Linked DNA regions of Homo sapiens: region 1 is linked to region 2. The links are chromatin contacts, found by Hi-C or POLR2A ChIA-PET in ENCODE. All regions are on one chromosome and are shown on one strand. The core of a region is the stretch at or near the end of the contact, and the rest is flanking DNA. Distances in the headings are between cores, read along the strand shown.

Region 1 (3,438 bases), core at 853-3,352, 1.1 Mb before region 2:
TTTTAGCTGGGCTTATTGTCTTCCTGAACAAAATCAAGATTCTATCATTAAAGATGACTTGGAAAATGGCTGTTGGGTGGGCAATTGGCCGTGTCTACTGCAAACTCATCTAAACTAGAACTAAGTGGGCTGGGAGATCCCAGGAATCATCTGGGTTATATGAATAAGACAGCACTTGAGGACTTCACAATTTAGAAGGGAAGACAGATAAGTAATTGGAACAACAAGAACACTGAATTACGTTTTAATATAATGTGGTTAGAGGAAGCAATCGAAGCAAGCACAGGAGGCTTTGAAGCAGAGGTGGGGTGGGGAGGAGGCACAGGAGCAGGAGTTAATCACAGGACAGTGTGTCTATCGCATGAGGTGGGGTGGGGAGGGAAGAGGACGTCCTCTGCAAAGGGGACCCTGTAAGTGAGGGATAGTGTGTGGAATCACAAGCCGTTTTGTATTATGGGGACCAGTCTAAGGTGGGAAGGGATGGGGTGTGAAGTTGGAGACATCCGCAGGGGTCGATGGTCAAGGTTCTCTCTGCCTGGGTACGAACCTTGGCCTTCATTCTGAAGGCTGAGGCACTGAAGGGTTTGAAGCAGGGAGTGGCCTGGTCTGAACTGTGTTTTGCATAGCCATTCCGGCAGCGATGTGGGGGTGGCTTTGCTTAGACAGAAGGCAGAGAGGTAGGGGGTGGGGAGGCATCTCTGAAGACTCTCAGGATGTAGCAGGAGAGTCTATACTGCCTGTCCCAGCTCTGTAGTCTGGGTGATGAGGTTTGGTGGTGCTCTTTACTAATTTAGTCCAGGAGGAGGGGCAGGGGCATCCCTGGGCAAGGGGAATAGGGATGCGTGCTCCTAGTTCTGTATGGAGTTTGGAGAGTGAACTGGAATGAGGAGTGCCAGACCCAAGCAGATCTTCTCCGTTTTTAAAGAGGAGGAAATAGCTCTGAGTGGGACAACTGAATTGTCCAACGTAGGTCACGCTGAGAGGTGACAGCGTGCTGGCAGTCCTCACAGCCCTCGCTCGCTCTCGGCGCCTCCTCTGCCTGGGCTCTCACTTTGGCGGCACTTGAGGAGCCCTTCAGCCCACCCCTGCACTATGGGAGCCCCTTTCTGGGCTGGCCAAGGCCAGAGCCGGCTCCCTCAGCTTGCGCGAGGGAGAGGCGCGAGCGGGAACCGGGGCTGCGTGCAGCACTTGCGGGCCAGCTGGAGTTCCGGGTGGGCGTGGGCTTGGAGGGCCCCGCACTCGGAGCAGCCGGACGGCCCTGCCGGCCCCGGGCACTGAGGGGCTTAGCACCCGGGCCAGCGGCTGCGGAGGGTGTACTGGGTCCCCCAGCAGTGCTGGCCCACCGGCGCGCTGCGCTTGATTTCTCGCCGGGCCTTAGCTGCCTTCCCACGGGGCAGGGCTCGAGACCTGCAGCCCGCCATGCCTGAGCCTCCCACCCCCTCCATGGGCTCCTGTGCGGCCCAAGCCTCCCCGACGAGCGCTGCCCCCTGCTCCAGTGCCCAGTCCCATCGACCGCCCAAGGGCTGAGGAGTGCGAGCGCATGGCGCAGGACTGGCAGGCAGCTCCACCTGCAGCCCTGGTGCGGGATCCACTGGGTGAAGCCAGCTGGATTCCTGAGTCTGGTGGGGACGTGGAGAGTCTTTATGTCTAGCTCAGGGATTGTAAATACACCAATTGGCACTCTGTATCTAGCTCAAGGTTTGTAAACACACCAATCAGCACCCTGTGTCTAGCTCAGGGTTTGTGAGTGCACCAATCCACACTCCCTATCTAGCTGCTCTGGTGGGGCCTTGGAGAACCTTTATGTCTAGCTCAGGGATTGTAAATACACCAATCGGCACTCTGTGTCTAGCTCAGGGTTTGTGAATGCACCAATCAACACTCTGTATCTAGCTATTCTGGTGGGGCCTTGGAGAACCTTTGTGTCCACGCTCTGTATCTAGCTAATCTAGCGGGGAGGTGGAGAACCTTTGTGTCTAGCTCAGGGATTGTAAACGCACCAATCAGCGCCCTGTCAAAACAGACCACTGGGCTCTACCAATCAGCAGGATGTGGGTGGGGCCAGATAAGAGAATAAAAGCAGGCTGCGCGAGCCAGCACTGGCAACCAGTTGGGGGTCCACTGCCGCAGTGTGGGAGGTTTGTTCTTTCGCTCTTTGCAATAAATCTTGTTACTGCTCACCCTGGGTCCACACTGCTTTTGTGAGTTGTAACACTCACTGGGAAGGTCTGCAGCTTCACTCCTCAAGCCCGGGAGACCGCGAGCCCACCGGGAGAAACGAACAACTCTAGACGCGCCGCCTTAAAAGCGGTAACATTCACTGCGAAGGTCTGCAGCTTTACTCCTGAGCCAGCGAGACCACGAGCCCACCAGAAGGAAGAAACCCCGAATACGTCTGAACGTCAGAAGGAACAAACTCCAGAAGCGCCACCTCAAGAGCTGTAACACTCACCGCGAGGGTCCGCGGCTTCAGTCTTGAAGTCAGTGAGACCAAGAACCCACCAATTCGGGACACAATACCTATAATCCCAGTACTTTAGGAGGCCAGGGCAGGCGGATCATCTGAGCTCAGGGGTTGGAGAGGAGCCTGAACAACATACCGAAACCCCGTCTCTACAAAAAATACAAAAATTAACCGGTTGTGGTGGCCGGTGCCGGTAGTTCCAGCTAGTGGGGGACTGCGGAGGTGGGAGCTGAAGCGGGAGGATCGCTTGAGCCTGGAGGTTGAGGCTGCAGTAAACAGGGATTGCGTCAGGACACTCCAACCTGGGGAACAGAACGATGCCCTAAAAGGCTGGCTGAGCTGACTGGAGTCCAATCTCCTGACTCTCAAGTAAGTGCTCCGCAACAACTACCCGTGGTTGTACAGGTCAGAGTTCAGGGGAGGCTGCGGGGAGAGAGACAGAGGAGGCTCTGGAGAGGGAGGGGTGAGGTCACCTGGGGTGACAGGGCACTGTGCAGAGACTGGGGGCGGGGAGGAGAGGAGCTGCCAAAGACGTTACCTCGACTGCTGTGGTTCTCAGAGAGCTCGGGAAGTTAGCTGTGGGCTGGGGTCGAGGGGGGGAGGGGGGAAGGGGATTTCCATCTGCGGATGGAGCGCGTTCACAGAGGGGACCAGCGCGTCCCAGCTACCCAGCTCCCAAGTTGTCCAGTCCCGCCTGGAACCCAGAACCCCTTGACGCTGAAACCCTGCGCTCCTGAGAACTGCTGCTGCCGGGGGAGGGGTCCTCACCCGCGGGGCTCGGCCTCTGGTGCCCGCCGCGGCAGCGACCCTGCTCGGGCTGGAAAGGGGTCCACGCTCGGTCCGCAGGGGGCGCTGCGCACCGGGGCAAAGGCGCGGCGCACCCGGGCAAAGGGGAGGGGCCCGCACAGGGTCGGCGGCGGCTCTCCCAGCCCGGCGGAGACCTGCCTGGCAATCGCTGCGCATCGGCGGTACCG
Region 2 (3,034 bases), core at 62-2,561:
ACTCAGGTATACAGGCTTCCTTTCAATCCCATCCAAGTTCCAAAAGCAGGAGTGGTCTCAGCAAACATATAGATAGCTTCACCCTTTCAGGCATGTGAGATCATTGAGACAGTGGCATCTCTTGCTCTGAGACTATTTATTTATTTATTTATTTATTTATTTTTAGACAGAGCCTCACTCTGTTGCCCAGGCTTCAATGCAGTGGCACGATCTCAACTCACTGCAAACCTCCACCTCCCAGAGTTCAAGTGATTCTCCTGCCTCAGCCACCCAAGTAGCTGAGATTACAGGTGTGCACCACCACACCCAGCTAATTTTTGTATTTTCAGTAGAGACAGGGTTTCGCCATGTTGGTCAGGCTGGTCTAGAACTCCTGGCCTCAAGAGATCCACCTGCCTCGGCCTCCCAAAGCGCTGGAATTACAGGTGTGAGCCACCATGCCCAGGATGTATTCTTTTTCTTAAAGAAAGTCCCTAAGCTGCCTGCGCCTGAAGCCCCACAAACCCTGGATGCCCCTGTCCCTTGGTGAGTTTTGGCCATGGGAATGTGGATAACAGGTGGGTTCATACACCCTGGGGGTGGAACATCCACCCATGCTCTCACCATCCACTCAGTGGGAATCTGCTTGTTACGGGTTGAATTGTGTCCTCCAAAATGATATGTTGAACACCTTAACCCCAGTACCCCAGAATGTGATCTTATTTAGAAGTAGGGCCTTTGTACATGCCATTAGTTAAGTTAAGATAAGGTCATGCTGGAGCAGGGTGGGTCCTTAATCCAGTATGACTGGTGTCCTTGTAAGAGGAGACTTGAAAGACACAGATCCCTAGCAGAAGATGGCCATGTGAGGACAGAGGCCAAGATGGAAGTGCTGTGGCCTCAAGCCAAGGAGCAGTGCAGATGACCAGCAAATCCCAGAAGCTATGAGAATGAATGCAACCGGTTCTTCCCTAGATCCTTCCAAGACAGCATGGCCCTGCCCACACCTCCATCTCTGGCTTCCAGCCTTCAGAACTGTGAGAGAATACATTTCTGTTGTTTTAACCCATCCCAGCTAGTGGTACTTAGTTACAACAGCCCCAGGAAATTAATGCACTGCTATAGGAAGCTGCTACCTTGATGATATTTGCTGAGACCTCATCTCTCCAGCTCCCGGAGAAACAGTGCCAGCACCGATGACAAAGCAGGCAGAACAAAAGAAAGATGACAGGCAGAACTAGGGCAGTGGGTTTTGGGAAGCAACAGGGGCTCGACAAGCTGCTTAGGCCGCCAGCTCACAGCGTCAGATGCAAACGGTCAGCCAGCGTGTTTGACAGCAACAGGAGAGGCAGGCCCTAAAAATAGCCCATTGTGCTCCAGTGAGCTCAGTGGGGCACTGAGCTCTCACTCCAGACCAGGCTCCGCTCTGAAGGGTTCTGGGTCAAGCCCCCCAAGAACAAGCTTCTCCCCACGGCAATGGGAGCCACCTTTGTCCTAGAGGTTGAGTCATCTAAGCGATGAGAGCACAGTGACCTGGAGCCCAGGTGGAATTCCATGCCTCAGCTCATTCCGAGCCCAGGAGCCTGGGAAGCTTTCCGACAGAGCAGCAGGGCCATCAAGTCAGCATAGACGGGGCACCATGTGACTGACCTTTCTGCTCACAACGCTCCCCGCTGTAGGGCTAAACGTAATTGAGGTCTGTGAACAAAGGAAGATGCCAGCTACATGAGACAGGAAAGGACTTTAGCAAGTAACACCCAGAGTGCAGGGGCAAGGAAGGGCTTCTCACCTCTCACCAGAAGGGCTGGCCCTCAGCCCAGCTGTCTTCATGGTGAAAATGAAAGAGATCAACTCAATTATCTCCAAGGCCTTTTCTGCCTCAATTTTCTCTAACTCCAGGGACCCCACACCCTGCCGGGGGCCTTGCACTCTCATGCTGCCTCCTGATTTCCCAGCCCTTCTTCATGCATGCGCTCCAGACCTCTCATCCCTGACCGGGTCCTTAGAACTTGCTATTGCCCCTGCCTACCCCACCCACCCCCCGTCCAAGGCTGTGCTCTACTGAGCAGCAGCCAGAAATCTGGAAAACTAATCAGGTCATAATGAGGGTGCGGGTAACCCTCTCTTTAGGCTTTGCAATTAAAAAGGAGGAAGGCTGCTTGAGAATGGGGGCCATGGCATTTACTCAGCACCAGCTACAGGTTTGACACATTGCAGGGCTCAGGAAGTACTTGTTGAATGAATCAACAACGGTCTCAGTCACTACAACAGGATGCGCAAGGTGGGATGGAAGGATCAGAGGACTTCTTAGGATACTTTGATACAAACTTTTAAACACAGGGTCTGCTCCATCCCCAGACCTTGACATGAGCGTTGCGCCTGTTAATTCTCAGGCCTCACTCTCTGATATCCCAAGGGGTCCCATTGCCTCAACAGCAGGATGCTGACCCAGTGCCCAAAATCAACCCCAAACAAGCGATGAGACCTGCATGGTTGCATGCATTGCATATTTTCTCAACTGTCTGGGACTAAATATAAAACCGTAAAAAAATGAAAGGAGGTGGAGAAGGGCAGAAAGGACATATCAGGGGACTTACTGAAAGAAAGAATCAAAGGGGAGCCGGCCAGCAGCTTATGTTTGGCAATAAGCAGGATAATCACAAAGGAAATTAAAAGTGAGTTTCCTTGAAGGAGGAGAAGGAGGGAAAAAAACTATAATTGGTTCCTTCTGCTCCAATGTCCCGGCACCTGCCCTCCATCTGCACCCAGAGAAGTTGTCAGAGGTCAAGGGACTGATCCACCAAAACTCTTCCAGGCAGTCTGGCAATGCAAACACACACACATGCGATGCGCACACACAGACACATGCACACACACACGCATATGCACACACACACGTCCACACGCACACACACACGCACACACACACATCCACATGCACACACACACACGTACATACAGACACGCGCGCGCGCACACACGGCTCATCCATGTGTGATTTAAAATATACAACGCTTCAATATGTATAGGCCAGAGCTGGGACCCAACCTCCCAT

Evidence for each region. A loop is a pair of places that touch in the nucleus more often than their neighbours do. ChIA-PET counts read pairs that join two places held with the same protein, here RNA polymerase II (POLR2A). Pooled maps may share reads with other maps.
Region 1: a loop to region 2 is called in a map of mucosa of descending colon, with 8 times the contacts of the local background. The contact joins the promoter of LINC02204 here to the enhancer-like site in region 2. A Hi-C loop is called at or near these places in 1 of 168 maps with a recorded cell type or tissue (mucosa of descending colon) and 1 of 50 pooled maps. POLR2A ChIA-PET finds 5 or more read pairs at or near these places in 1 of 52 experiments (T-cell).

The regions. Positions count from the first base shown.
Region 1 is chr15:70,585,270-70,588,707 of GRCh38, reverse strand. It overlaps LINC02204 (long intergenic non-protein coding RNA 2204), which reads left to right and starts at 2,102. Exons shown (of 2, transcript NR_135691.1): 1 at 2,102-2,833. RefSeq lists an enhancer at 2,184-3,128.
Region 2 is chr15:69,498,353-69,501,386 of GRCh38, reverse strand. No RefSeq gene overlaps it. Among named protein-coding and RNA genes, the nearest start is that of LINC02896, 37 kb to the right of the region's middle. RefSeq lists an enhancer at 1,374-1,875. Within about 2 kb of position 1,311, at least 5 of the 41 ENCODE cell types and tissues checked have a DNase peak (open chromatin) inside an H3K27ac peak, as active enhancers do.